Linked DNA regions of Homo sapiens: regions 1 and 3 are each linked to region 2. The links are chromatin loops, found by intact Hi-C in ENCODE. Cell type or tissue: endothelial cell of umbilical vein. All regions are shown on one strand. Each heading gives the region's core, and the rest is flanking DNA. Links, peaks and the distances in the headings are about the cores only.

Region 1 (10,783 bases), core at 4,120-8,119, 810 kb before region 2:
GTAATCAAAGCTTAAAGGGACAGATTAATGTGTAGATAGATAGGTGATAGATGGATAGATAGACAGATATATAGACAGATAGATAGAGACAGAGAGACAAGAAGACAGAGAAATAACCATTCCTTTAGAAGATGTCATTTTAGGCCGGATGCGGTCGCTCACGCCTGTAATCCCAGCACTTTGGGAGGCTGAGGCAGGTGGATCACGAGGTCAGGAGATCAATACCATCCTGGCTAACATTGTGAAACCCTGCCTCTGCTAAAAATACAAAAAATTAGCTGGGCGTGGTGGCAGGCACCTGTAGTCCCAGCTACTCGGGAGGCTGAGGCAGGAGAATGGCATGAACCCGGGAGGCGGAGTTTGCAGTGAGCTGAGATCGCACCACTGCACTCCAGCCTGGGCGACAGGGCCAGACTCCGTCTCAAAAAAAAAAAAAAGAAGAAGAAGATGTAATTTTAAGGGTTCCTTTATTTAATATTTTGGAAATCATGGAACTAAATATTTTGGGACAGGTAGAAGATGCTCATTAAGTTGCTAATTGAACAATAATGAAAATTCAGGCTAGTGTTTACTTTTAATTATGTAATTAGCATAAAATCCTATCCAAAAAAAGAGTACCCAACTCTTGTCTGTGAAGTCAATGAGATGTCAATACCACTGGGATATAACTAAAAATTTCTCTTTCCATCTCGAACTATAGAACATTAATTTTCATGTGGTTTCCCATCCTATTAGGTCAAACTTTATAGTATATTCTGCTAATACTGGAAACATAGACTCAAATAAACTAATATTTTACAATAAGCATTAATAGATGATATTTAATAAGATGGTTTCCTGATTGTGTTTTTTCAGTACTTAAGAAACATCTAAGATAATTTTATACAATTTAACTCATTCTATACTACATTGCAATGTCAAAATCAATCATGGTACTATGGAATTAAAAGCCACCAAAATATCAAGAGAACCTGCTCTGAGGTTATTAGAGGGTCAGCGTAAATACTGCCTCACAAATGTACTTACATTCAAAAATGAAGAAAATATTCTGCAAAATAATGCATCATGCTATTATTAGCTAAAACATTTGAAATTGGAAATTTCTATATTTTTCAATTTTACCAATTAAATAAATGTATAAATTATAGATGTAAAAAAGACCTTTTTCTAAAAGAAAACAGAATCTTAATTATTAGCCTAATGGCACCATTATTTGAAAGTTTTTAACAAGTCAGAATTATTCAAGTCTGTTTTGAAAATCTGGATTTATTTCTGATTTAAACCCTTTTAAGAGTCCCTCTGTAAATATCTTTTAGCATCTCTAACCAACATTGATGAAAAAGCCCCATTTCAAAAGTGGCAGTCTCATGCTAAAATATCTAGTCTTGGGTAGTCGCAGTGGCTATGCCTGTAATCCCAGCACAGCCAAGGTGGGCAGATTGCTTGGGCTCGGAAGTTCAAGGCTAGCCTGGGCAACATAGTGAATCCTTGTCTCTAGAAAAAAATACAAAAATTAGCCTGATGTGATGGCATGGCGCCGGTATTCTCAGCTACTCAGGAGGCTGACATGGGAGGATCACCTGAGCCCGGGGAGTTTGAGGCCGCAGTGAGCCATGATCGTGCCTCTGCACTCCAGCCTGGGCAAGACAGTGAGACCAGGTCTCAAGATAAATAAACAAACAAACAAAATGTCTAGTCTTGATCATCACTTCCTTAGTTTCCATTACCAATCTCTATTCCATGAAATATAAAGATACATCTGGTATATTTAGCATCCAGGCAGGTGTGTTCTCCCAATACGTATCTGAAATATAGTCAGTACCAGTCAAGCATTTTAAGTAGTCTTTTCTAATTAAGCAGGATTGTGGGAGTAGATTCTTCCCCGTAGAAAGAACCTCTTTGTAAACAGTCACCTTTGCAGTAGTTAGAACTTACAATGTTGCACCACTTTTTATTTTTGTTTCTTTCATAATTCCCAATTGCCATTCATTTAGATTCAAGTCTTGAGCACTTAATATGAGGTTACATCAGGGGAGTTCTGAAGATGGTAGAGGATTTTTTTTTCTCCAGACTTGCTTTACAATTCTGTTTTATTTTATTTCTAGCTTCAGAATTTTTAAAATTATTTTTAAAAAATTGTTGTGGGTATATAGTAGGTATATATGTTTATGGGGTACATGAAATATTTCGGTTATTTCTTCTTTTTCAGACACTGAGCTGCTATCTTTCACAACATCCTAAAACGTTTATCACAAGCCAGAGCTGAATTGATTTGACCTGGTCATAAAAGATGTGCATTTATATGATTTTTCAAAAAAAACCCCACCTTTTCTCAAAATAACTCTTTTGTATTAAAAGCAACAATGAAATACTTACTCCTCTATTTGTTATGAAAACTATGCTGCTTCCTCACATGATCCATTTGGTATTAATCAATCCATCATTTTCTATTTGGTATAGAAACCAAAATAAGATATGTAATTCTAAGATGTTTTTTATCAGAGCTGAAATTTTAATAACACGGTTAAATTGGAATGCCCTATAGTGCTCAGGTTTACCAATCTTGGTCTTTTATTTCCATTATTATTATTCATACTAATTTTTACTTTCCTCCTGTATTGATTTCATTTTCTGAAGAAATTAGCAAGCCCATCTAATGAAGAGATTCTCTTCATTAGAGAATTTATTCTCTTCATATAGCAACTAGTTTTATTGTTTGATCTATTAAGTCAGTCATTTACTAATAATTTGTATCATGAAGGATACAAATATTAAGTATGTTTCTATCCTCTCTGTCAGTAAATCACCAGGGAGATAAATGAATTTGATTCACATTTTTATTCTCAAACACCTTTCCTCTATCCCTCCTTCTCCTTTCACTTCTCCTTTTACTCCTCTTTCTTCATTGACTACCTTACTCTGTGAACTCATTTTACACTTAAACATACTGAAAAATGAACCTTCAGTTCTATATTAATATCTAATACTTGTTCAGTATGGATGCTGAAATATTAATTGATAATAGTAATAGCCATTTGCACTCAACAAATAAATCATCAATAGGAAACTAAGGATTTGTGGTAGTTGGCTGTTTTAAAGTCAACTCTCCTATGATATACTTTGGATTATGCCCAGTATACAGGAGGTATTCAATAAGTGTTTGCTGAAAGAATGTCAGCCTCTCCAAATTTCAGAAATATAATGGTACATCTGCTTCTTCTCCCTTATCTTTCTATTATCAAAGGAAATTAAATTGGCATATCACTATTTCCTTATCACAAATCTGTTTTGGTTATTTCCAGGAAATCTATTCAGAATAGTTGAAAATTGATTGTTTGACAATTAACTCAAGCATTTTTCCTGAGTCCAGGGTGCATTGAATAGTATTAACTGCTCAATTGAGTTATAAAAAATGCCTTTTCTAATATTTGGTATCTCTTTTGCATGGATTATGAAATATAATGCCTAGTGATTGTGAAATGAGATTTCCAGTCCCCATATTTCATATCAACAAAGTCTTCTTATTTGAATTCACATACATATTTTAAATACTCTGGGTGAGTTTTCTTTCATGTTGTAATTTCAGCTTATGGCTACTCTGGCTTTGGTAGTTTTTAGTTAACTGGTCAGACTGAACATGATCAATCAGTTGATTGACTGTTTCACAATTTCAGAGGCCCTGTTACTATTTGTGAGATCAAAGGAAAATACAAGAAAGAGCTAGTTGAGGATTACATATATATTTTTTTCAATTTCAACCATATTTTCCCATTTAGGTGGTAATTTTTGCTTCCTAGCTAGAATTTCTAATATCAATTATAGAAGTAAATAAGCACCATTCCATTTACACTTCTTAGAAATATTTAGTAGTACAGTTTTTTAAAAAAATCTCCATATAAAAAGCACATTATGAAATATTGATATTTCATTTTTTCAGACTTAATTAGAAAATTTTATAATATGGTAAAGATTCACAGGAATAATGTAGTCTAAATCTTTAATTTTAATAAAATATTTAAAGCATATAAACAATTTATATAGTAATATTGTAAACACCCATGTACTCAAGATTCAGGCTGAGAAATAGAGCACAGTAGATACAGTTGAAGCTTCTGGTGATGCCTTTCCAATTTCATTTACTTGGCACCCTCCCCACAGTAACCTCTACCCTGAATATCATGTTTGTCATTATCATACATGTTGATATATTTTGCTGTATATAGGTATGTGATCAAATATAATAGATGTAATTATTTTACCTGTTTTTGAATTTTATATACAAATATCATCATCCTATAAGCATCTTTCCGCAACATCCTTTGTTGTTGTTGCTGCATATTATATTTTTTGAGATTCATTTATATCAACTCAAGGAGCTGAGGTAACATTCATTTTTCTTGTTACCGTTTCTACTATTGCAGTATATGAATATTCTATAAATATTTTGTCCAGCTATTTATCTGAAGGTGTTTAGATTATTTCTCTCTCCTACTGTTTTTTTCTCTTTCAAATAGTTGTGGAATGAATAGTTCTAGGAGTGGAAAAACTGGATTATAGGACATAAAAATGTTCAACTATTGCTAAACTGCTCTCTGAACTTGTACTATCATATACTCTCTGTAATTTCTTCACATTTTCATCAATATTAAGTTTTGCTGGACTTGTAAATTTCTGCCAATTTCATGACTGGGAAACAAAAATCTCATTATTTTGAATTGCATTTCTCTAATAACTAGGGGGATTGAGGACCTTTTTCAGATGCTTATTGGACATTGAGAATCTTTTTCTGTCAATCAACTATTCATTTCCTTAACCCATTCTTTCCTATTATATTTTTTATCTTTTATAAGCCCCTTTATGTACTTTGGATAGTAATCCTTCTTTGATTATATGCATTGCAAATATCTTTTATGAGTGTACATTTTGATTTATATAATTGCTTTATTTTAATATATCAAATTTAATATTATTTCTTTATGGACTTTGGCTTTTTTATGTTGTTTAGTAAACCTTTCTGTTCTCATCTACCCAAAATCATAAAGCTATTTCCCTCTAAATGTTGTAAAATTTTGCTCAGCATCTTTAGGTCTTTAACCCACCTTAACATACATACATGTGAAGTTGCAATCTTGTATTATCATTATTTCATATGGCTAATTCAGTGTCTGAATATGTCATCTTCCCTCAGTGCTTTCTGATGTCACCAGTTATTTATCAGGTTTCCACAAATCCATGAATATTTTTCTGGACTTTCTATTCTGTTCCATTGGACTAGTTTCTAGCCCTGAACCACATCTGCATTGCCTCAGTTACTGTTATTTTATGTTAAGCCTTAATAGTTCATATTGGAACTTCCTGAACCTTTTTCTTCAGATTATTCAGATTATATTGATAATTTCTTACCCTTTGCCCTTGCAAACACATTTTAGAATTAACTTTTAGGCTTCCACAAAAAAATTGTAGTAGATTTTATTAATAATTACATTACTTCTATAGATTAATTTACCATATTGATTCTCCCATCCAGGAACATGTATATTTATTGATTTATATGGGTTTACCCCTTAGTGTTAATAGATAAATTAGCCGTGGGCCAAAAAGTGATGGCCCAAAGTCACATAGCCAATTAATAGCAACACCAGTGGTAGAAGAAAGGTCTTTTGACTCCTTAACACCTTGTACACTAAAAAGGCTTAATTATTTAGTCAGTTAAAAAAGAGTGTCTTGGACTGCTTGCAGCTACAGAACCCCTCACAATGAAAGAGAATTCAACTTCTCTAGTTTACTAGGCCCAATTTGTGTTTCAAGCCCTCAAAGTGTGATTAGAGCGCTTGGGAAAACAAAGTCCTGAAATTCCTTGCATTGACTCTTTCTCTGGAGCCTGTCGGAAATGCTAGGGGTAATCTTGAGGTCATTGAATTTAAAAGCATTCAGGTAAGCAACATTGAGGCCTATGTAATGACTCTTAGGTCTTGTTCTGTGACCACAGGCTTACAGGAGCTATCACTTGCTTTGCTGAATGAACACTAAAAGTCCCAAATGAGTAAGAGATTATCTAAGAATACACACACACACAATCATATTCCTTTAAAGGAAATAAAATTTTAAATGTTTTTCTAAAAGCAGCATATCTCAGGAAGAGTGAGGCTTCTTTTAGGTCGATAGTTATTAAAGAAACAAATACAATTGCTTTGAAATCACCGAATTGCCTCAAATTGGCATTTTAGCTACTAACTGCCATTGGGGAAATTTTTGTAGACAAAAAAAAAAAAATAGAATCCAGAGGAGACAGAAACACAGAAGATTCAGTCTTTAAACGTAAAACAAAGAAACATCAGATGCTGTATTCAAGTAGTCATATACTATTCATGTTAATTGCAGTTCAGCCTTCTTTAACTACTGCAGTAGCCAGTTATCTAAAGGGGCAGAAAGAAAAAAAAAAAAAAAGGTGAGGAGAGGGGATGGGAAAAAAAAGTGAGATCCCTGCAATATCGCCTGGAGCCACTAGGGGTATCTTTGTACCATTTTTCATCCTGCACCGATTTGGAGTAGAAACCTATATTAGGGTAAAACCAGGGTCCTCGGCATTTTTTTTTTTTTTTTTTTTTTTTTTTTTTTTTGCGAGGAGTGCACCCAGAATCCAAAAAAGATTTTTTAAAAAAGAAAGAAAGAAAGAAACCAGAGTTTTTTTTCAGTCACCCGAACAGGGTTATGAAATTGTTCTTCTGGACATCAGCACCGGGAATTCATTTTTGAGGTCAATTTCCAATCGAGATAAATCTATTGGATTAGTAGGATTATCTGATTGCAGCCGAAAGAAGTAACGTTGTTTGATCATTTGTATTTCTTGCCTGATGGTCGGATTTACATGGAGGTGGCTTTGGGTCCCCAGGATTCTGGATCGTGGTTGCATCTGGAGAGAAAAAAGGATCAATCGACACGTTTTAGAAGTGTCCGTGGGTGAATAAAAAAGGAGGGGGGGGTGCAAAACTGGGGTTGCGGATGCTTAAAGCAAAAAAAGAGAAAAGGAAGCGTCTTGAATCCTGGAACAAGAATTACCGGGTGCTCGAGATTTCAAAAAAGCGTCTAGAAACTGGTAAATACTTGGACCATTTCAGCTTGAATTTGACGGCGAAGTGTTGTAGAGACCGTCTCCTTGAATCATTGCAAAGGGACCGGGGAAAGATGAGGGGGCTCCCTCTGTGGATTTATCTTGCTGAGGGTAAGTTTGTGGCTCTTTTATTGGGAGGGGGCTGCCAGGGTTTTGTGCCACTGCGCGGAAGGTGATGCGGACGCGGTGCCTGTGAAATGGAGAGAGAAAGGGGAATATAAAACCACCTCGCGCATCCCCGGGGGGATCGCTAGGGAGCTACCTAGATCGAGCTAAAAAACCTTGTTTTTGTGGCGTCGGTGGGGGAGCCAAGCAGCTCTCCAAGCTCTCAACTTTGCATTGAAAATCTCTCAGTTGGGAGACGCTTCCCAGATCCAGTGCTTTCTCCTAGCAATACTTTAAGGAGAGGAGGCAGCGGTGCCTTGGAAAACCTGCATGTAGAGCGGAAAAGCCCAAGTAGAAATCGCTGGTGCTTCGGCCGCCGTTTCTGCGGCTGTCGTGGCTTCTAGGGGGATATTTTGCAGGGGGAATTGGCTGTTTTCATGTTGTCTCCTCCCCCACCCCTCTCTTCCTACCCCTTCCCGCTTCCCGCTTCTCTCAACCGGACACTAAAGGGTTACAGGGTCACTGCACCGGATAGAGACAGTAGAAGTGGGTGGCTGGCCACACATGTTGTCTTGTAATTCACTTGCACGACTTTCCATAATACAAGTCCGAGGTAACTTTCTTCGAGTTGGAGCAGCCCAGGAAGACGTTGCAGGCTTTTTGCCGAGGGCCCAGGCTAGCGAGTGCGCCAGGCAGACGGCTGCATTTCTGATGCATCCCTGCCCTGCCTGCCTCGCCACTTACTGGCTTTTCTTTCCAACTGAGCGGTGCGCGCGCGTTCCCAGACATTTTCTTGCAGCTGAATTCAGGAATTTTTTTCTTTTTTTAAGAATTTTGTAGCTCCCAAGAAAAACTCATCTTTATTTGCAGAAGGAAATCAATTTCAGCAGCTATAATTAATCACTCAAATCAGTGAATATGAATTGACTCAGGCAACTAAAAGTTGCTTTGGAACCCAGAAAAGCATATTATTCTGAAGTAATTTTGGAGTCCACGTAGCTTCAGAACAATTGCATACAAAGAACTGATTTATTTGAGGGATGTATATAAATGTGTTCAGTAGGTTAACGAATCTGAGACTTCAACATCACAATTTTAGTTGGCTTTTTTTTTTAAAGCCAATTCGTTAAATTTTAAACTTGTAGACATTCAAATGCTTTGGAATAAAATGGAGATAGATAAAAGATAAAACATACATTTTGTATGTTCTAATCTTTAGAATAAAAGTGTTACCTTTTTTCAGGGATTTCTGGTTTACAGATTATGACTGTATGCAGATACCTTTGTGGTTTTACCACTGAAGTCTGTGTGTGTGAACTCATCAAAAGGCAACTCTTCAATGTCATCTGAAGCACACTCATTCTCTAGTACTTTTTTTCAGGAATTCCAGATACATGCGACGTTCTGACTATTAAAAGATTAGTCTAACCAAACTTTCTTCCTGGATTTGTGTGTGTATGTGTGTTTCTGAAATCTAATTTTGAAGCATGCATGTGAGATTTGTTTTCTAAAGATGAAATAGCAAAATATAAAACTTTTGTCTCCCAGGAATTCTAAAGTGGAAAAGGTAGATATTTCTTATTTCAGTAGACGTTGTGTAGGCTTATTTAGAGATTATAGAAATAACAATAAATAGTTTCTACAAACCCAATTGTTAGTTTTAAGGCGATATCTGAGAAGCTAGGTTAGTCTCTTTTTACTCTGCTATAACCCAATTGTTAGTTTTAAGGCGATATCTGAGAAGCTAGGTTAGTCTCTTTTTACTCTGCTATAAGTCACGTGGTTCACGTGCAGACTGAGAGTAGAAGAATGGATGTTCTGTGTATTGGCACAGTCTAGCCACTGATCCTAGCCACACTGTCTAATAGTATTTAAAATATTTTCAAAGTTTAAACGGATTTTAAAAAGACAGCTAGCAAATATCATTAAGTGGTAATAGCAAATAAGTAATGAAGGTGAGTGGTAGGTGGGTTGGAATTTCTCTTTTTAAGCTAATAGAGAATATGGCTGTTGATATAAAAATAGATAGATAATTTGAAACATGAAAAAGAAGGTCCTTTTAAAATTGATTTGCATATTCCAAAACCATTAAATCAGTAGTCATTGCATGTGCCATAGTGTTAAAATGGAAGACTTAACTGAATGTGCCTTTGTAGTGCCTGGAAAATACATTTCTGTCAGAATAAACAATACTTTCTACTCCCCTATTATATTCTCTTTTGTCAGTTAAAATGAAAAGGGAGAAAGTGACCTTCTCTTTGTTATAATCTACTTGGAGGGGCTGTATCCTTTGTTTCTACAAGCAGTACATACACAAAACTTTCAGTAAACTTTGTAGGTAGTAAATCCACTTTGGAAAGCCAATAACAATGGAAATAAGTATATACAAAACTACACACCAAAATTTTTTAAAAAGTTGCGGCCAGTAAACGAAGAGCAAGGTACCCAGTTAGATAAATGCTCTCCCTAATAGAGTGGATTGTTCTAGGAATTATTGAAAAACCTGAGGAATTCACTTAGAAAATTAATTCCATTTAGCTCCATCTTACCCAATACATGTTTTTGGTCCTAATTATTAAAAAGAACATGGTAGCCTTGATGAGTTGTGAATTTTCTATCAGAGTAACACAAAATGTGGTAGTTTGGGGTAAAGAGATGGAAGCTGTCAATTAGCCCTGGAAATCTGCAAGCACAGTTTCTGATATAAGTGACAAGAAATAACATTGGATTCCTCTAAGCTTATCACTATGTAAAAACTGATGTTGCATTCACTGGAGTTTTGCTTGACAGCTGCACCTGTCCCTCAAAAACCTTTTATGTGTTGCAACTGGCCTAACATTCAGGAAAAGCTAACACATTTGCTATAGATTCTTTCTATGATTTTGAGATGATTAACTACATTAAATGTTATTTTACATTAAAAAGAAGTTAGCAACACACTCTTAATTAGAAGCAAAGTGATAAGGGCAATTATTTTTAAATGACTTGTTGAAATTTAACACATGACACTTCCAAGTGCAAATCTTCCATCTCTTTTGCTTTATTGAGAAATAAAAAAGAACAAAAACCAACTTTCAATTAATTTAAAATTCAAGTTTTTGACATATTGAATTTGCCAAGCATTGAAAAATATCAAATTTGTGAACACTCATGATGAGTCTAATGTTTTTATTGCTTTTTAAGAGATAATTTAAAACATCATGAGGTAGCTAACCATATAATCCTGTGGGATAGCAACATTCTGTTTCTAAGAAAATGATTTCTAAGAAAAATGATTCCTTAATAGTAACCCATTTGCTGGTCACTTTTGTTCTGTTATTAATGAAATAATGTTGATAATGTCAAATATTACTATGTTGGTATAAAATGATCTGAATAATCTCTGCCTTCAAGAGTCATCCCCCAAACAAAGTAAAATCAAACAAACAAAAATCCCCACAGCCATTTGGTAGCTAACCTGTGTGATAGAGAATGACTGTCAACTCGAAGCTTAAGTGAAGTCAGGGAAAACTAGTGAATCATTCCAGGAGTTTGAAATTATTAGACATTAAACTTTTGGGGGATTTT
Region 2 (10,783 bases), core at 3,666-7,665:
ACAAATCAGGCACATTCCTTTAGTCACAACCCATGGTCATAAGATGTTTATAGCTGAGAAAACAGCCTAAGTATACCTACAAGGACACACTCTTACATCAACAGAATCCAGATATCCAAATACCCATTACAATATGTTTATTTTATATAATTTGTTATGTTTTGATGTACTCACACAGTACAATGTCAAGGACAGTATTCTTTAAATCAATAGAACAATAAATTTTCTCATGTTGTCAGCTCACCTGCACATAGTCACAGCTTAGTCTTTACATAGACAAGACTCTATATAAGAAAAACTTAAAACAAAGATAGTGCATTTCTTCCCTTGCTTTCTGAGGACACTCTACTCTGTAATGATGTAGCTAGCTTTCACTAAATGGTCTCTTCTCACTGAGAGGCACTCCTCTGCTTGCTTTCTGAGGATGCCCTACTCCGTAACAGAATACTTTTCAATAAGCTTGCTTCTTTCACTGCACTTTGCAACTTTCCTTGCATTCCTTCCTGCAGGAGATCCAAGAACCCTCTTTGGGGGTCTGGACTGAGACTCTTTTTTCTGGTAACAGAATTATCTGGTCAAATATACACATTTAATAAATATAGCTGAATTGCTTTCCAAAATGTTTTGATACTTTACATTCACATTATTGAGTGTATGTTTCTTTATACCTATGAAAATACTTTTTAAAAAACTCTGCTAATTTCATGGACAAAATAAATGGTTTCTCATTTTTTTCAATTTAGTTATTGAGCTAAATTTAATTTCTATTTAATTAAATTGAACAAATTTCAATTTAGGTCTTGAGCTAAATTTAAATTTTTAATTTAGTTACTAGCTCACTAACTATAAAATTGGACATTGTTTTATAGGTTTATTAATCAATTAATTTTCTTCTATTGAAAATTATTAGTGTCTTTCATTTCCTTTTGGTCCTAACCACCACTATTCCCATCTACTAACATCCTGATAACTGTTTCTAATTAAGTAATGGCTTTGTGAAATTATTTAGGCTTTCTTAATTTCTGCAATTATTCTGGTTATCTATCAATGTCTATCTAATATCTTTGCCTCTCATTCTATTGACTTCCTTTCTTCCATAGACTTCTACTTCCACTTCATTTTTCTCAGCCTCTCCTACCTCAGCCATCATTACAAATAGTCTGAAGACTTAAATTTCCAACACCTGTCTGACCTTTTCTCACGATCCCAGCTCTCCTACTTCATTATTACCGTAATACCTTGTCTTTACCTAATTGCCAAGTACTTAAGAAATATCAACCTCTCTCTGCCAAAAGCTATATATAATTTGTCTATAAAACACCTTTTCAGAGCTACATCGATTTCATGAAATACTTTGATAATCCTTCAGATTAGGCCCTTATCTCTTGTCATATATATATGATAATATATATATATAAAACCAACAACATATATATATGATATGTATATATGTATATATGATATGTATATGTATATGTATATATGTATATATGATATGTATATATGTATATATGACATGTATATGTATATATGTATTTATGATATGTATATATATTGGTTATATATGTCTGTGTGTGTCTGTGTGCATTTGTGTGTATAAATTCTAAAAACAAACAGCTCAATTCACCAATTCTGCTTCTCTCTGACTAAACTTTGCTTAATGAGCACTGATGATGATTTGCACCATTACAAATTCCAGGTCTTTTGCCTCCACTGAGACTTCAATGTGCCTCAGAAATCCTGTGTATTTCTTCTGGTTACTTTCTCTTTGTCTTACTCTAATTCTCAACAATTACTAACAGAAACTTTCTTTATTTTCTCTAAACTACCAAGATACCTCTTCCGACATCGCTTTCAGAACGTGATCTCAATCATCACTTCCCCAAACCTTCCTCAGCCTCCCACCATGCTACTTTCATTTTACACTCCTTCGTTCTTTCTTCCTTCTTCCCTGACACAATTAGTAAGGGGTTGTCTCTCTTAACTGAATGGAAAATGGCTTCTATCTTTGTGTTTATCTCTCTCTGCTCCACCAAAATCACTCTAGTTCTCACGTCTTCTCCCATGATCAAGTTTCTTGTCAGCATTTAATTTTACTTAGGTTACTCCATGTTAAGGAGAGACAGAGGAAAGAGAGTGGGAAGGAAGGAAAGAAGAAAAGAAGGGTGTCAGAGAGGGTGAGAGGAGAAAGAAACTTCATTTGGGATGCCACTAGTTAATATGCCTGGCAGATAAGAGGTTATGATAAACATTTATGAAATAAATATTGAAGAGCATTATGTTTCAGTGTGATAAACCTTGACTTACGAGCTTCATGATGTCAAAGAAGAAAACAGTATGATCTTTCAAGAACTGTAAATGTGAATGCAAATAATGCCTTAAAGGACATACTTGACATGAATCATCCACCTGTTCTTTGCTTGTTTGTTTGTTTGTTTTTTGACAGCAAAGATCAGAGAAAAACCACAAAATGGAATGGACATACATTTTTCCTAATCATATATTGTCATTAAAAAAAGTTTATCTCTTTCAACAGAGGTAGAAAATTTACAAAGGAACAGAGAGCTCCGTTAGTTGAATTCCAAAGAATTCCAATATATAAATTTGTTTTACTTTCTTGTTACCTTAAAAACATACAGTTTATATTTCATTTTGTTCAGATTTCATTGGGTTAGTTTTGTTTTAGTATTTTTTTTTTTTTTTTTTTTTAGAGACATGGGTCTCACTGTGTTACCCAGGTTTGTCTCAAGCTCATGAATTTAAGCAATCCTCGCCTCTCAGTCTCCCAAAGTGCTAGGATTATAGGCATGAGCTACTACACCTGGCCCACTAGGTTACTTTAGAATGCAAATGTTGTATTTCACAATCCTAAAAATCTTTCAATATGTGACAACTTTAAGTGTAGTGATTTGCAGTACAAAAATTGTCATTAGCGCACATCACAATAGCATTTCTTCTGTTAATCTTGTCTAATTACTTGGTTTTATCTATTACTTATGAACTTCCCAAATGTGATGGTTAATACTGAGTGTCAACTTGATTGGATTGAAGGATGAAAAGTATTGATCCTGGGTGTGTCTGTGAGGGTGTTGCCAAAGGAGATTAACGTTTGAGTCAGTGGGCTGGGGAAGGTAGACCTACTTTTAATCGTGTGGGCACCATATAATCAGTTGTTGGTGCAGCTAGAATATAAAGCAAGCAGAAAAATGTGAAAATACTAGACTGGCTTAGCCTCCCAGCCTACATCTTTCTCCCAGCCTACATCTTTCTCCTGTGCTGGATGCTTCCTGCCCTTGAACATCTGACTCCAAGTTCTTCCGTTTTAGGACTCAGACTGGCTTTCCTTGCTCCTCAGCTTGCAGGCAGTCTATTGTGGGACCTTGTGATTGTCTGAGTTAATACTTAATAAACTCCCCTTTATATATATATACCCTTACTGTCCTACCTCAGGGGTATATCAATTCTCTGGCTTTGTGTCATAATCTTATTCAGAGAGACCTTGATTGCTTTTTGCCTCTGCAAGATATCACACTGGTGCATTACATTGATGACATTATGATGATGGCATCCAGTGAGCAAGAAGTAGCAAACACACTGGACTTATTGGTGAGACATTTGCATGCCAGAGGATGAGAAATAAATCTGACTGAAACTCTGGGATCTTCTCCCTCAGTAAAATTTCTAGGGGTCCAGTGGTGTGGGGCTTATCAAGATATTCTTTCTAAGGTGAAGGATAAGTTGCTGCATTTGGTCCTTCCCACAACCAAGAAAGAGGCCCTAGTGGGCCTATTTGGATTTTGGAGACAACACATTCCTCATTGGAGTGTGTTACTCCAGCCCATCTATCTAGTAACCCAAAAGGCTGCCAGTTTTGAGTGTGGTCCAGAACAGGAGAAGGCTCAGCAACAGGTCCAGGCTGCTGTGCAAGCTGCTCTGCCACTTGAGCCACATGACCCAGCAGATCCAGCGGTGCTTGAGATGTCAGTGGCAGATAGGGATTCTTTTGGAGCCTTTGGCAGGCCCCCATAGGAGAATCACAGTAAAGGCCTCCACAATGGAGGTAGGGAAGAGTATGCATGGAATACAGGGGATCCATTAGGGTGTCTCTTAGTATTATCATGCCATGTGATTAAGGTAAATGGGAAACTACAACAGCCCAATCCAGGCAGAACTACAAATGACCCAGACCCTTCATGAATGAAGGTTTGGGTCACTCCACCAGGAGAAAAACCATGACCTGCTGAGGTGCTTGCTGAAGGCGAAGGGAATACAGAATGGATAGTAGAAGAAGGTAGTCATCAATACCAGCTATAATCACATGACCAGCTGCAGAAATGAGGACTGTAATTGTCATGAGTATTTCCTCCTTCTTTTGTTAAAAACATGTTTGTACATGCATACACTTGGACTAAGAAAATATATTTTATTTCCTTTTTCCTTTGTCATGTTAATAAGATTATTGACTTCATATCAGCATTTAAGTATTATTAACTTTATGTAATAACATTTGGGTTGGGGATTGGTGCGTTTCTGGTTGTATGAAGGATAGTTGTGTTATGTTGCCATAATTATGACATTATTGCCTTTACTTAAAGATTATGTATGATCTCAGGAGATGTGTATGGGTTCAAGTTGATAAGGAGTGGACTTGGGATGGTTAATACTGAGTGTCAACTTGGTTGGATTGAAGGATGCAAAGTACTGATTCTGGGTGTGTCTGTGAAGGTGTTGCCAAAGGAGATTAACATTTGAGTCAGTGGGCTGGGGAAGGTAGACCCACCCTTAATCTGTGTGGGCACCATCTAATCAGCTGCCAGCACAGCTAGAATATAAAGCAGGCAGAAAAATGTGAAAAGACTAGACTGGCCTAGCTGTCAGCCTACATCTTTGTCCTGTGCTGGATGCTTCCTGTCCTCAAACATTGGACTCCAAGTTCTTCAGTTTTGAGACTCGAACTGGCTTTACTTGCTCCTCAGCTTGCAGATGGCCTGTTGTGTGACCTTGTGATTGGCGTGAGTTGATACTTACTAAACTCCCCTTTATATCTATTATCTATCTATCTATCTATCTATCTATCTATCTATCCATCCTATTAGTTCTGTCCCTCTAAAGAACCCTGACTCATACACCAAATTCTGGGCTGGGTGCAGTGGCTCACACCTGTAATCCTAGCACTTTGGGAAGCCAAGGCAGGTGGATTGCTTGAGACTAGGAGTTTGAGACCAGCCTGGGCAACATAGCAAAACCCTGTCTCTATAAATGTAAAAAGATTTAAAATTCCCAAATTCTTTATGTGTTCAAAGTGAAAAAAAATTAGATTAATTTTAATAGTAGAAACAGAACTATAAACTCATTCTATGTATGGATTCTTATAACACCCAGACTACCTTTAAGAGTAGATTCCTTAAATTTCAAACATACACTAAGACCTGAAATTTATTATTTCATACACCAGATGTCACTGTCTCTCCATGCTAGTAAAATGAACCAACAAATTTTGGCAGGTAAAAAAAACAAAAAGCCAGCATGATGGTATGCCACTGTAGTCACAGTTATTTGGGAGGCTGAGATAAGAGGATCATTTGAGTCCAGCCTGGGCAACATGGCAAGACCCTATCTCTAAAAAATATTTTAGAAAAGCCTAATTTACCCTCCATTACCATTTTTAAGTGTATACTGAATGGAAATGTGTAAATTTGTAAACCAAAAAACAAGACCAAAAATGTTCATAGTGGCAGTACTTGTAATATCCCAAACTGGAAGCTACCCAAATGCCAGCCAATCAAAAGTAGAATGAATAAATACATTGGGTGTATGTATAGACAGTGGTATACTATGCAGCAAGAAAATGAAAAAAAAAATACAACTACACACAACAAATCCCAGAAACATGTTGAGCAGAAGTCACTTACAATACAGTATGTATTTTATGATTCCATGAGTTTTATAAAGTTCAAAAACATGCAAAACTAATATATGGGTTAGCAGTCAGGTTAGTGATTGTCCTTGGTGGCGGGGGGTTGAGACTAGGATTGGGCAAGAGGAAACTTCTGGGGTACTGGTAGCATTCTGTCTCTTGACCGTTTGTTCAGTTTCTAAAAATAAAATGAGCTGTACTTTTATGATTCCTGCTATTTTATTTATATGTGATAAAATTAAATGTTCAATTAAATCAATTCAAGTATAAAGAGTTACTTGAAACTATGTTAGTAAACCTACTGAAGATCTACTCAAAATATAATTCAAATTTGATGATTACATGTGTTGGAAATTCCCAAGTTTTTCCTTCAGTTGATTTCAAATTCCTAAATAGTTTTGTTTGATTCCCATGGCTGCTCCCTTTTGTGATTCAAGGAAATTTTCTTCATCATGGCTTCTTATCTCATCATACTGTGTGTCCAAGGAATGTACTCTTCAATGATGAGCTCAATTCTGCATTATCTCAATTATTTCCTTTCGCTGATTCTTTCCCCTTAGCATATAAACATGTCTACATTTTGCCATCTTCAAAAACAAAATATACTTCTCTGCTTCTTAGCTCTCACTAGCTAGTATGCTATTATTTTTCCACTTTTCACAGCCCGGCTTGCTTGGCTCCATATCTTCATCTCCCAACAACATCTCCCATGGCAACACATAACTCCATGAAAATTGTGCTCCCTAAAGTCACAGGAAGCCTCTATACAGTAATTCGCCTTTGTGTTATTCCTTGGAACATTTCAACTTTTAATAACTATTTCTTGGGGGGAGCTGAGGTGTATGAAACAAAAGTCCTAACCTAATGTGTAATGGTAAAAGGAAATCAGTCCAATACAGTAACTTTAGTCCTATATAATAATTTAAACAATATCATTAGGTCTCATTTTTTATAGGTAAAATTTCTAGCTTCTCAGACATTTGTTACCATTCCAAATACCTCTCCAAGACAATGTCTATGTACAAAGTACAGTGTTTCTTATTGTTTCTTCTTCGTAGTGAGGGAAAATGGTGATCAGAGATTTATTAATCCACATTATATACTTGTGCTATTTTAGCACTTTTCTCTTCTCTTGATGATATATCTTTTCTATCTAATTACTACTGCTCTTAATGGCATTCGTGGATAAAATCAGTGGTTTTTCATGAAAGCAGTACTGCCATCTAGGGAATGTTTTTGAACTTTGGGGGAAGTGGCAGAGGAAGTAGTTTGTCCCATAATTTGTAGAAGTTACCAGTATTCATTGGTTCAAAGTCAGGGCTGTAAGGTGTCCTACACAACCAAGAATTGTCCCACATTGTTAGATTTGTGTATATTTATATTTATATTTCATTTATATTTATTTTATGTAAATGAAATCTATATAAGATAATTTATATAAATGTATATTTCTTTGGGCATATACCCAGTAATAGGATTTATATTTCTTTGGATATATACCCAGTAATGGGATTGCTGGGTCAAATGGTATTTCTGTCTCTATATCTTTAAGGAATTGCCACACTGTCTTCCACAATGATTGCACTAATTTACACTCCCACCAACAGTGTAAAAGCATTCCTTTTTCTCCACAACCTTGCCAGCATCTGTTGTTTTTTGGCTTTTTAATAATTGCCATTCTGACTGGTGTCAGATCATATCTCACTGTGGTTTTGATTTTCATTTCTCTAATGATTGGTGATGTTGAGCCTTTTTTTCATGTGTTTGTTGGCTGCATGTATGTCTTCTTTTGAGATGTGTCTGCTTCTGTCCTTTCCCCACTTTATAACGGGATTGTTTGCTTTTTTCTTGTAAGTTTGCTTAAGTTTGCTTGTAGATTCTGGGTACTAGAACTTTTTCAGACACATAGATTGCAAAAATTTTCTCCCATTCTATAGTTTGTTCACTGTTGTGATAGTTTCTTTCACTGTACAGAAGCTCTTTAGTTTAGGATCCCATTTGTCAACTTTTGCTTATGTTGCAATTGCTTTTGGTGTTTTCATCATGAAATCTTAGCCTGTGACCATGGCCTCAATAAAATTGCCTAGATTTTCTTCTAGTTTTTTATACTTTTGTTTTTACATTAAACCCTTTAATCCATAATCCATCTTAAGTTGACTTTTGTATATGGTGTAAGGAAGGGGTCCCATTTCAATTTTCTACATATGGCTAGCCAGTTCTCCCAGCACCATTTATGAAATAGGAAATCCTCTCCCCATTGCTTGTTTTTGTCAGGTTTGTCAAAGATCAGATGGGTTTAGCTGTGTGATCTTATTTCTGGGTTCCCTATTATGTTCCATTGGTCTATGTATCTATTATTGTACCAGTACCATGCTGTTTTGGTTACTATAGCCTTGTAGTATAGTTTGAAGTTATGTAGTGTGATGCTTCCAGGTTTGTTTTTCTTCTTTTTGTTTAAGATCATCTTGGCTATTTGAACTCTTTGTTGGTTCCATATGAATTTTAAAGTAGTTTTTTCTAATTCTGTGAAGAGTGTCAATGGTAGTTTAATGAGAATAGCATTGAATCTATAAAATGCTTTGGGCAGTATGGCCATTTTCACAATATTGATTCTTCCTATCCATGAAAATGGAATGTTTTTCCATTTGTTTATGTCATCTCTGATAAAACAAACTTTAAACCAACAAAATCAAAATAGACAGAGAAGGGCATTGCATAGTGGTAAAGCGTTCAATTCAACAAGAAGACCTAACTATCCTAAATATATTTGCACTCAATATAGGAGCACCCAGATTCATAAATAAAGTTCTTAGGGACCATCAAACAGACTTGGACACACAATAATAGAGGGAGACTTTAACACTCCACTGACAGTATTAGACAGATCATCAAGAGAGAAAATTGACAAAGATATTTAGGACCTGAACTCAGCTCTGGATCAAGCAGACCTGATATATATCTACAGAACTCTCCACCCAAAAACAACAGAATATACACTCTTCTCATCACCACATGGCACTTACTCTAAAATTGATCACATAATCGGAAGTAAAACTCTCCTCAGCAAATGCAAAAGAACTGGAATTATAACAAACAGCCTCTCAGACCACAACACAATCAATTAGAGTTCAAGATTAAGAAAATCACTCAGAACCACACAAGTACATGGAAATTAAACAACCTGCTCCTGAATGACTCTTGGGTAAATAATGAAACTAAGGCAGAAACCAAGAAGTTATTTGGAACTAAGGAGAACAAAGATACAATGTGCTAGAATCTCTAGGACACAACTAACACAGTGTTAAGAGGGAAACTTATAGCACTAACTGCCCACATCAAAAAGCTAGAAAGATCTTAAATTAACAACCTAACATCACAACTAAAAGAACTAAAGAACCAAGAGCAAATAAACCCTAAATCTAGCAGAAGACAAGAAATAACCAAGATCGCACCTGAACGGAAGGAGATAGAGACATAAAAAACCTTTCAAAAAATCAACGAATTCAGGAGCTGCTTTTTAAATTATTAACAAAATAGATAGACCACCAGCTAGACTAATAAAGAAAAAAAGAGAGAATATTCAAATAAACACAATCAGAAATGATAAGGGGGATATCACCACTGACCCCACAGAAACACAAACAACCATGAAGAGAATCCCACACACATCTCTATGCACATAAACTAGGAAATCTAGAAGACGTAGATACATTCCTACTATGTACACACTCCCAAAATTAAGTTAGGAAGAAATTGAATCCCTAATACACCAATAATAATGAGTTCTGAAATTGAGGCAGTAATAAATAGCCTACCAACCCAAAAAAGCCCATGACCAGACAAATTCACAGCTGAATTCTACCAGAGGTACAAAGAAGAACTGGTACCATTTCTACTGAAATTATGCCAAACAATTGACAAGTAGGGACTCCTCTCTAACTCATTGTATGAAGCCAGCATCATACTGATACCAAAACCTGGCAGAGGTACAACAATAAAAGAAAACTTCAAGCCAATATCCTTGATGAACATTGATGCAAAAATCCTCAATAAAATACGGCAAGCCAAATCCAGCAGCACATCAAAAAGCTTATCCACCACCATCAAGTAGGCTTCATCCTCAGGATGCAAGCTTGGTTCAACATACGCAAATCAATAATGTGATTCATCACATTAACAGAACTAAAGACAAAAATCACATGATTATCTCAACAGATGCAGAAAAGGCCTTCGATAAAATTCAACATCCCTTCATGTTAAAAACTCTCAATAAACTAGGTATTGAAGGAACGGAAGTCAAAATAATAAGTCATATATGAAAAACCACAGTCAATATCATACTGAATGGGCAAGAGCTGGAAGCATTCCCCTTGAAAACCAGCACAACATAAGGTTGCCCTCTCTCACCACTCTATCCAACATAGAATTGGAAGTTCTGGCCAGGGCAATCAGGCAAGAGAAAGAAATAAAGTGTATTCAGATAGGAAGAGAGGAAGTCAAACTATCTTTGCTTGCAGATAATATGATCCTATATCTAGAAAACCCCATCGTCTCAGCCCAAAAGCTTCTTAAATGGATAAGCAACTTGAGCAAAGTCTCAGGATACAAAATCAATGCCCCAAAATTATGAGCATTCCTATATGCCAACAACAGACAAGCCTACAGCCAAATCATGAATGAATTCCCATTTGCGATTGCCACAGAAATAATAAAATATCTAGTAATACAGCTAACAAGGGAAGTGAAGGACCTCTTCAAGGAAAACTAGGAAAAACGGTTTTTAAAAATGGTATACACCCCCTAAAAAATTACTTTTTTTTTTGGCACTCTTCTACCATTCTATCAAATTTTCTTTCTCTCCTTTGG
Region 3 (10,783 bases), core at 2,883-6,882, 1.5 Mb after region 2:
ACTCACTAGCCCTTGAGAGCAGCCATGGGGGCTGAGCCCTGAAGAGCTACCTTGGGAGCCCACCCACTGCATCAGTGTGCTCTGGATGTGGGACACAGAGTCAAAAATTATTTTTGAGCTTTAAGATTTATTGACTGCCCTTCTGGGTTTTAGACTGTTCTTTTGGCTGAATTCCCCCTTTTGGAATGGGAGTATTTACTCAATGCCTGTATCCCCACTGTATCTTGAAAATAACTCACTTCTTTTGATTTCACAGTGTCACAAGCAGAAGGGACTTGCTTTGTCTCAGATGAGACTTTGGACTATGGACTTTCGAGTTAAAACTGAAATAAGTTAAGACTTTGGGAGCCTGTTGGGAAGGCATAATTGTATTTTGAAATGTGACACAGACATGAAATTTAGGAGGGGCCAGAGGTGGAATAATATGGTTTGGTTCTGTGTCCCTGCCCAAATCTCATGTCAAATCATAAACCCCCATGTTGGAGGCAGGGCCTGGTGGGAGATGATTGGATCATGGGGGTGGTTTCTAACGATTTAACACTATCCCTCTAGTGCTATCTTGTGATAGAGTTCTCATGAGATCTGGTTATTTACAAGTGTGTGGTACTGAGAGGTGACAGCGTGCTGGCAGTCCTCACAGCCCTTGCTCGCTCTCAGCGCCTCCTCTGCCTGGGCTCCCACTTTGGCGGCACTTGAGGAGCCCTTCGGCCCACTGCTGCACTGTGGGAGCCCCTTTCTGGGCTGGCAAAGGCTGGAGCCCACTCCCTCAGCTTGCAGGGAGGTGTGGAGGGAGAGGCACAAGCAGGAACCGGGGCTGCATGCAGCACTTGTTGGCCAACTGGAGTTCCGGGTGTGCGTGGGCTTGGCGGGCCCGCACTCAAAGCAGCCAGCTGCCCTGCCAGCCCCGGGAAGTGAGGGACTTGGCACCTGGGCCAGCGGCTGCAGAGCGTGTACTGGGTCCCCCAGCAGTGCTGGCCCACCGGCACTGTGCTCGATTTCTCACCGGGCCTTAGCTGCCTTCCCGCAGGGCAGGTCTCGGGACTGCAGCCCGCCATGCCTGAGCCTTCCCCCACCTCCGTGGGCTCCTGTGCAGCCCGAGCCTCCCCCACAAGCGCCGCCCCCTGCTCCACGGCGCCCAGTCCCATTGACCATCCAAGGGCTGAGGAGTGTGAGCACGCGGCACACGACTGGCAGGCAGCTCCACCTGCAGCCCCAGTGCACGATCCACTGGGTGAAGCCAGGTGGGCTCCTGTGTCTGGCGGGGCCGTGGAGAACCTTTATGTCTAGCTCAGGGATTGTGAATGCACCAATTGGCACTCTGTATCTAGCTCAGGGTTTGTAAACACACCAATCAGCACCCTGTGTCTAGCTCAGGGTTTGTGAGTACATCAATTGACACTCTGTATCTAGCTGCTCTGGTGGGGCCTTGGAGAACTTTTATGTCTAGCTCAGGGATTGTGAATGCACCAATCAGCACTGTGTATATAGCTCAAGGTTTGTAAACACACCAATCAGCACCCTGTGTCTAGCTCAGGGTTTGTGAGGGCACCAATCGACACTCTGTATCTAGCTGCTCTGGTGGGGACTTGGAGAACCTTTGTGTGGATACTCTGTATCTAACTAATCTGATGGGGACATGGAGAACTTTTGTATCTAGCTCAGGGATTGTAAACGCACCAATCAGCGCCCTGTCAAAACAGGCCACTTGGCTCTACCAATCAGCAGGATGTGGGTGGGGCCAGATAAGAGAATAAAAGCAGGCTGCCGGAGCCAGCAGTGGCAACCCGCTTGGGTCCCCTTCCACACTGTGGAAGGTTTGTTCTTTCACTCTTTGCAATAAATCTTGCTACTGCTCACTCTTTGGGTCCACACTGCTTTTACGAGCTGTAACACTCACCGTGAAGATCTGCAGCTTCACTCCTGAAGCCAGCAAGACCACGAACCCACCAGAAGGAACAAACTCCGAACACATCTGAACATCAGAAGGAACAAACTCCAGACGTGCCACTTTAAGAGCTGTAACACTCACCGCGAGGGTCTGCGGCCTCATTCTTGAAGTCAGTGAGACCAAGAACCCACCAATTCTGGACACAGTACCTTCCCTCTTTCTCTCTCTTCCTACTGCTCCAGCCATGTAAAATATGCCTGCTAATGCTTTCACCTTCTGCCATGCTTGAAAGTTCCTGAGGCCTCCCCAGAAACCATCATGCTTCTCGTATAGCCTGTAGAATGGTGAGCCAATTAAACCTCTTGTATTTATAAATTACTCAGTCTCACGTATTTCTTTATAGAAGTGTGAGAATGAATTAACACAATATCCATTACACATAAAGTGGTACAGGGTTGTTTGAGGTAAAGACAGATTAACTTACATTTTATTTGGTAAATTCTACAGTGATCATTTTTTTTTTTAAAAAAAGAAGTACAATTAATACACTAATATATGATATAAATTAAATATTATACATGGTCAGTTAAAATCACAGAATTCAGAAAAATTGGAAGGAAAAAATAAACTAGGAAAAAACTACAAGAAATAGAATACAGTTATAAACATAGTAGATAGTTATCCAACTATATCACTCAATAATCTCTTTAGATGTTAATGTTCTAAATATACCAGTTAAAGATAGAAATTGTTGAAGAGGATAACAAAACCAAACCTAGCTATATGTCACTTACAAGAAACCCATTTTAAATATATAAAGATACATCTGGGTTAAAAGTAAAAAGATAAACACACAAAGTGCTAATCAAAAGAAAGCAAAGGAGCTACATTAATTTCAGACAAAGCAGACATCAGGAAAGATAGAGATTATTAGGGCTACAGAGCTTTATCTAATGATAAAAGGGTTAATTTTCCAAAAAGACATAACAATCCTAAATGTGTATGCCTCATACAAGAGAACATTAAAATACATGCAGTAATATTGATAAAACTGAAGGAGAAATAGGCTAACAGAGGCACTATTATACCTGTAGATTTCAGCACTTACCCATTAGTAATTGACAGATGCAACAAGCAGAAAATGAAAATATATTTAAACTGAACATCTCTATCACTAACTTATCTAGTTGACATGTTTAGCAAAGTACATCCACAATGGCAGAATATATATATATTTTTTTCATGATCACATGGAACGTTCTTCAAGGTTGACCACATTTGGGCCATAAAAGACATCTTAAAAATATAAAATAATAGAATTAATACAAAGTATGTTCTCATACTACAATGAAGTTCAAATAGAAGTCAGTAACATGTAGATAACTGAGATAGCTCCAAATATCTGAAAATTGACACATTTCTAAATAAGTGAGAGGTCAAAATAGAAGTCTCAGTAAAAATTTAAAATTTTGAAGTAAATAAAAATGAAAACAAAATATATCGATACTTAGCTTTTTTTTCTCCAAGATGGAGGCATAGAGGCTTTGTTAGCGAACCTCATTCACTTGGAAATAGCAAAATAGTGTGCAGAGATTCACATTGTGATCAAGGAAAGAATAGGAAGCTCAACATAAAAATGAAACAAACTTTGGATACTTTGAAAAATATGGTGGGCAGCAGACCACACTGTGGGTCTGACGGAAAACTGTGAGTTCCAAGTTCCTGAGAGGGGAAGAGTATCTTCACAGTATACATTTCCACTTGGGAGTCAGGCAATCCAGGCCACAGAGGAGCTCCTTGACTCTTCCAACTGATACAATTCTGGGATCAGTGAAGAGACTGTGAGAAGAGGCAGCAGGAAGTACTTTGCACATGCTCCCAGACCTTGATGCTAATAGGAGATCATTCCTGATCTTAACTCATAGGGGGCTGTGCGGAAATCTGTCATCCAGAACAAGCATTAGTCATCGGTTTAGAGAATCTCAAGAATGAGATTTGCAATCTAGTCTTAAGAGGAGGAAGAGCCCCATGGCCAGATCTGAGAGATGAGTGTAGCATGGGTTTGAAACACGGGCATAAGCGTTGGGCAGTCCCACTGCAGGATGCAGGACTGGAGTCGGAGGGGTGTGGCCTGGGAGTCCAAGTTTTTGTCCCTGGCAGGGAGTTTTGTGGCATAGGACAGTTTTGTAATCTGAAGACAGATTGCTTGTGTCTTGACTTACTGTTTCAGCTTGCTGCCAGGAGTGGGTTATGGGAGGGAGCCTTGCTGGGTCAAGGGTGTGGGAGTGAGGCAGGTGTCACTACCATCTGCTAGGTTGTGGAACACAAACTGCTTCTCTTTTCCCATGCTGACTCTTTGGCACAAAATAAGTTGTTATGCTCCTCCTTGAAGCATTGCCCCAGTGGCCTGAGCACTGCCTTCTGATCCATGTTATGGCCGTTGCTTGTACCTACCATTGGGGAGCCTGAGTACAGCCCTGCCTGGCTCAGCCCTGCCCAGCTTTACCCCAGCCACCAGCCTCAGAGGCAGAGCATGGGACTCGGACTCCTGGAAGTCCCACAGCGCAGCCTATTGCCTGCAGCTTCTCAGTACTTCCGGTTAACAAAGGTCAAGCAAAAGCCCAACTGCCATTATCACAGTTGGCTCTCACCTGCAAGTGCCACCTACTGGCTAGGAGACAAACCTGCAAAGCCCGTTTTGTTTTTTACATCTGCTGAGACAATTGCACAACATTTGAAAAAGAGAAGAGATTTGCATGACCTCTGCCACCTCCGTTGTTCACACCACCCTGTCTACTCAGAGGGACTTGAGTCTGCTCCCCCACAGGGTACGTTACGACTACACCAGGCATTTGGGAAAGCCACCACAATAAGACTATCTGTATCCAAGAAAATAATACAGTCTATACAACTTCCTTGCCACCTGTATCACAAATGGTGCTTGTGCCTGCCATTGCAGGACCCTAAGGCAGGCCAGCCCAGTCCAGCTCCACCCAGCATCACTCCCACACCTCAGGGCTGAGTACAGAGCCCTGGACACTCTGCATTTTATGGGCCAACCCATTGCCTGAGGCTGTGGAGAGCTTTTCCTGGTAAACAAAGATCAAGCATCAACCCTACTGCCAACTGCTGCAGCCAACTCTTACCTGAAAGTGCCACCTACTGGCCTGGAGGTTGAACTGCACAACCCAATACAAAATCTGCTGCCAGAAGTACACAGCTCTTAGAAATGAAATAAGCTTTTTAAGACCTCTGTCAACCCTGCCCTACAGGAGGCCATGAGCCTGTTCACATGTTCAGTACACTACTAGTACAACTGGTGTTTGAGAAAGCCACTAAGGCTATCTATAACCAAAGAATTCATACAGGGACTTGCCAGTGAAAGCACCCAGAAGCAAAGCCAAATGATCCTATTCAACAGACAATATAGTCACATCCTTAAGGTGGGAAAATAAAAATCCCATTTAAATAAAACTAAATTATAAAATAAGAAGTGACATTTTTCCAAATGAGAAGAAACCAGCATAACAATTCTGGAGAAGAAACTGGGTGTTACACCACCACCAAGAATCACTCTAACTTTCTAGAAATGGATCCTAACCAAAATGAAAATTTTGAAATAGCAGACAAATAATTTAAAATATTTACTTTAAAGAAACTCAGTGAGATGCAAACCAATACAAATAAATCAGAATATCAATTGAGGATATGGTTTAGGCTATGATAGAAATTTACCCATGAGGTAGATATTTTTTAAAAAATAAAACTTATGGAAATAAAAAATAACTGAAGAAATTATAAAGTCGAGTTGAAAGCTTCAACAATAGGAGAAAGAATCTCAGAACTTGAATACAGGTTTTCAAAAATTCAATCAAAAATTCAAAAATACAATCACATAAAGATGAAGAAAAATAATGTTTAAAAAATGAATGAAGCCTTCAAGAAGTGTAGGACTTCTTAAATATCTGAACCTATGAAGCATAAATATTTCTGAGGGGGAAGAAAAAACAAAAAATTTTAAAAACCAATTTGTGGAAAACTTCCCTATTCTAACAAGAGATCTAGACATTCAGATACAAGAGGATCAACAACTTCAGAAAAATGCATTGAAAGAAGATCCTCATCATGATATATAGTCATCAGATTGTCTAAGGTCAAACTAGATTTAAAAAAAAACCTAAAAAACTAAAACTAAAATCAGCAATATCCAGCCATCTACAAAGAAAACTCCATCAGACCAACAATGAACTTCCCAACAAAAACTTTACAAGCCACAAGAGATTGGGATTCTATTTTCATAGTGCTTAAAAAAAAAGCAAAATTGTCAACTCTAAATTTTGTATTCTGCTGGAATATACCTCATGAATGAAGGAGAAGTAAAGTGTTTACCAAACAAGAAAACGATGAGAGAATTTGTCATTGGTACTACAAGAAGTGTGCAAAGGAGTTCTAAACATGGAAACAAAAAGTCAATACTAGTCATCACAAAAACACATGAAATATAAAACTCACAGATCTTATAAGACAGTTAAACGAGGAAGAGAAAGAAATGAAATGGCAACGTAAAAGAACTTCACCAAACCACAAAGATAAACAGCAAAAAAAAAAAAAAAAAAAAAAAGAAACAAAAAATCTACAAAGCAACTATATGACAATTAGCATTATGAAAGGTACAAAACCTCAGATGGCCATAGTAATCTTGAATGTAAAAAGAGTACATGCTCCAATTAAAAGGTATAGATTGGTAAAATGTATAAAAGAAAAGAACCAACCATATGCTGCCTACAAGAAACTCACCTTACTGGTGAACACACTTATAGACTGAAGGTGAGGGGTTGGAAGAAGATATTCCATGAAAAAGGAAACCAAAAGCAAGCAAGAATAGCTATACTTGGATTAGATAAAACAGACTTTATGTCAAAAACAGTAAAAAAGATAAACAATTATATATTGATAAAAAGATCAATTCAACAAGAAGCTATAACAATCCTGAATATGTATACATCTGACTCTGGAACAGTCAGATTTGTGAAACAAATATGACTAGATCTAAGAAATACAGAAAAACAATAACAGTGAGAGACTTCAACACCCTACTGACAACACTAGACAGATCATCACAACAGAAAATCAAGAAACAAACACTGGACTTAAATTAAACTCAATTATCAAATGGACCTAACAGACATTTACAGAACATTCTATGCAACAACCACAGAATATATATTCTCATCAACACATGGAATATTTTTCAAAAATAGACCATATATTAGGCCATAAAACAAGTTTCAATAAATTTTTAATATTGAAATCATACCAAGCATCTTCTGAAACCACAGTGGAATAAAACTTGAGACCAATTCCATGGACATAAACACGGTTATCTGGAATGATCTTTGGGTAAAGGATTTAATTAAGACAAAAATTAAAACATTTTTGAAATGAAAAAAAAGGGAGACAAAATACACCAAAACCTCTTGGATACAGCAAATGCAGTGTGAAGAGAGAAGTTTATAGTGGTAAATGCCCACATCAAAATAATGGAAAAAATCACAAATTAACAATCTAACATCACACCTTAGGAAAACAGAAAAATAACAGTGCACAAACCAAAAAGCTAGGTTAAGTATAGAAATAACAAAGATTAGAGAAGAACTAAGTGGAATTGAGACAAAAAATACAACGATTAATGAGACAAAAGATAGCTTCTTTGAAAAGATGAGCAAAATTGATAGACTTCTGGATAGACAAACCTAGAAGATAGACGATTCAAGTAAACACAATGAGAAATGAAAAAGGAGACATTACAACTGATACCACAGAAATAAAAACCATCATCAGAGACTACTATGAGTAGCTCTACACTCACAAACTAGAAAAGCTAGAGGAAATGGATAAATCGTTGGAAACATACAACTTCCTAAAAGTGAACAAAGAAGAAATAGAAATCTTGAACAGGTCAATAACCAGTAGCAAGATTGAATCAATAATGAAAAATCCCTCAATAATCAAAGCTCGGCTACAGACCGATTTACAGCTGAATTCTACCAGATGTACGAAAAACTGGTACCAGTCTTACTGAAACTGTTCTGAAAAAATTGAGAAGGAGGGAATTCCCCGTAACTTATTACATAAATTCAATATCAACATGATACTCAAACCAGAAAAGGACACAAGAAGAAAAGAAAGCTACAGACCAAAGTTCCCGATGAGCATACATGCAGAAATCCTCAAGAAAATACTAGCAAACTGAAATCAACGTTACATCAAAAATATAATATACCATAATCGGTTTGGTTTTATTCTAGGGATGAATGGATGGTCCAACATACACAAATCAATTAATGTCATTCACCACGTAAACAGAATAAAAAACACAAACCATATGATTATCTCAATAGATGCAGAATGAGCATTTGATAAAATACAGCATGGCTTCATGATAAAAACCCTTAACAAACTAGGTATAGAAGGAGCATACCTGAAAATAATAAAAACCATTTATGACAAACTCACAAGCAACATTATACTGAATGGGGAAAAGTTGAAAGCATTACTTATAAGAACTGGAATAAGACCAGAATGCCCATTTTTCACCACACCCATTCAGCACAGTACTGGAAGCCCTAGCCAAAGTAATCAGGTAAAAAGAAAAGGCATCCAAATTGGGGATGAAGAAGTCAAATTATCATGTTTGCTGATGATATGATAAGAAAACCCTAAGACTCCACCAAAAGACTCCTAGATTTGATAAATAAATTCAGTAAAGTTTCAGGATATAAAATCAATAGCATTTCAATACACCAGTAATGATCAAGCTGAGAACAAAATCAAGAAGTCAATCCCATTTACCAAGGATAAAAAACTCAAAAATATAGGAATATATTTAACCAAGGAGATAAAAGATCTCTACAAAGAAACTACAAAACAATGATGAAAAAAATTGTATGTGACAGAAATAAATGGAAAAATATTTTATGTACATGGATCAGAAGAAAATCAGTATCATTAAAGTGACCATACAGCTCAAAGCAGTCTACAGATACAATGAAATTCCTATCAAAATACCAATGTCATTTTTCACATCATTAGAAAAAGAAACCCTAAAATTCACATGGAACTAAAAAAGATCCCAAATAGCCAAAGCAATCCTCAGCAATAAGAACAAAGCTGGAGGCATCATATTACGTGACCTTAAATTATACTACAAAGCTATAGTAACCAAAACAGCATGGTACTAGTATTCAAACAGACACATAGATCAATAGAACAGAATAAAGAACCCAGAAATGAAGCCACATGGCTATAGTCACAAATATTTGGGGTATGTCTAAAGAAAAATGGAATCAACTTAGAGTTCCAAAAAGTCAAAGCTGAAACAATTTGAGCAACAACAACAACAAAGTGGAATTGGATTGTAATCTAAATAATAAAATAAATATCCCTGCCTCCATAATAATATAAACAACTGATTGAATACATAAATAAATGGTGTAGAATAGAAAAACTCACATGTGGAAGGATTTCAAATTATATATGCAGATATCCTGAGCATAAGTTCTCACTAATAAGTGTTGGCTGTGTATAATGACTCTTCAAAAGAGTACAGTCTAAAAAAGGGAAAAAGGTAACTACAGTGGAGAAACCTGAAAAATACTATCTCAACCAGTTTTTCAATGTTACCACCAATAGTGATAAGTCTTTGATATTATTTACCTTTGATGTGATGAAAATAGTACTTTATCTCTGTATTCTTTTCAAAAACCTGAAAGCCCAGTCTAACCATGAGAAAAAACATCAGAAAAATTTCAATAGTAAGACATAAAGCAAAATTCCTGACCAGTATTCATGAACGCTTTCAATTTTATCAAAAATAAGGAAAGTCTGAAAAACTGTCAAAGCCAAGGAACCTAAAGAGACATGAAAACAAAATGTAATGTGATATCCAGGTAAGATTTTAGAGTCAAAAAAGAACATTAGGTGAAAACAAGAAGTCTAAGTATGGACATTATTTAAAATAGTGTATAACATTGGTTCATTACTGTGACTGTATTAGTCCATTTTCACACGGCTGTAAAGAACTACCTGACATTGGGTAATATATAAAGGAAAGAGGTTTAATTGACTAACAGTTCCACATGGCTGAGGAAGCTTCAGGAAACTTACAATCATGGTGGAAGGCAAAGGGGAAGCAAGGCACATCTTACATGGCAGCAGGAGAGAGAGACAGCAAGGGGGAAAAGTGCCACATTTTTAAACCATCAGAGCTCATGGGAACTCACTGTCATAAGAACAGCATGAGGAAAACCACCCCCATGGACAAATCACCTCACACCAAGTCCCTCCTTTGACACATGAGGACTACAATTTGAGATGAGATTTGGGTGGGGACACAAAAGCAAACCATATCAGGAACAAATGTTCCATGCTATGATGGTTAATTTTATGTATCAATTTGGAGAATCAGGTGCCCAGATATTTGGTTAAACATTATTCTAGTTGTGTGTAGGAGGATGGTTCTAGATGAGATTAACATTTGAATTAGTAGGCTGAGTTAAGCAGATTGCTGTCCCTGATATGGGTGGGCTTCATCCAATCCATTGGGAGCTTGAGTAAAACAAAATATGAGATAAATGAGAATGTGCTCTCTTTGATGATTGTTTTCAAGCTGGAACTTCATCTTGTCCTGCACTGGAACTGATACTTACACCACAGAATTTCCTGATTCTCAGACCTTTAGACATAAACTGGAATTTATACCACTGGTTTTCCTGATTCTCAGGTCTTTGTACTCAGTCTGAAACTAAACCACTGGCTCTCGTGGGTCTTCAGCTTGCAGATCACACATCATGGGACTTCTCAAGCTTCATAATCACAGGATCCAAGTCTCTCTAT

Evidence for each region. Hi-C counts contacts between places; a loop is a spot of excess contacts. Peaks named below come from ENCODE experiments on the same cell type or tissue, not always from the same donor. Only the 100,000 strongest peaks of a DNase experiment are listed, where the experiment ranks them.
Region 1: a loop joins it to region 2, with 2.8 times the contacts of the local background. A loop is called at or near these places in 2 of 110 quality-filtered maps.
Region 3: it touches region 2 in a loop (9-fold over the local background); 2 of 110 quality-filtered maps call a loop at or near these places.

Annotation. Positions count from the first base shown.
Region 1 is chr3:173,577,813-173,588,595 of GRCh38, forward strand. The region is part of intron 1 of NLGN1 (neuroligin 1); the gene reads left to right. Among named protein-coding and RNA genes, the nearest start is that of NLGN1, 190 kb to the left of the region's middle. In endothelial cell of umbilical vein, for the core only: a CTCF peak has its summit at 6,521; DNase peaks (open chromatin) are centred at 6,509, 7,409, 7,539, 7,629 and 1 weaker place; H3K4me3 peaks cover 1,463 bases; H3K27ac peaks cover 1,101 bases.
Region 2 is chr3:174,392,578-174,403,360 of GRCh38, forward strand. No RefSeq gene overlaps it. Among named protein-coding and RNA genes, the nearest start is that of NAALADL2, 460 kb to the right of the region's middle. In endothelial cell of umbilical vein, for the core only: no CTCF peak of the experiment used is centred there; a DNase peak (open chromatin) is centred at 5,494.
Region 3 is chr3:175,936,586-175,947,368 of GRCh38, forward strand. No RefSeq gene overlaps it. Among named protein-coding and RNA genes, the nearest start is that of NAALADL2-AS1, 170 kb to the left of the region's middle. In endothelial cell of umbilical vein, for the core only: a CTCF peak has its summit at 5,070 (motif pointing left); no DNase peak of the experiment used is centred there.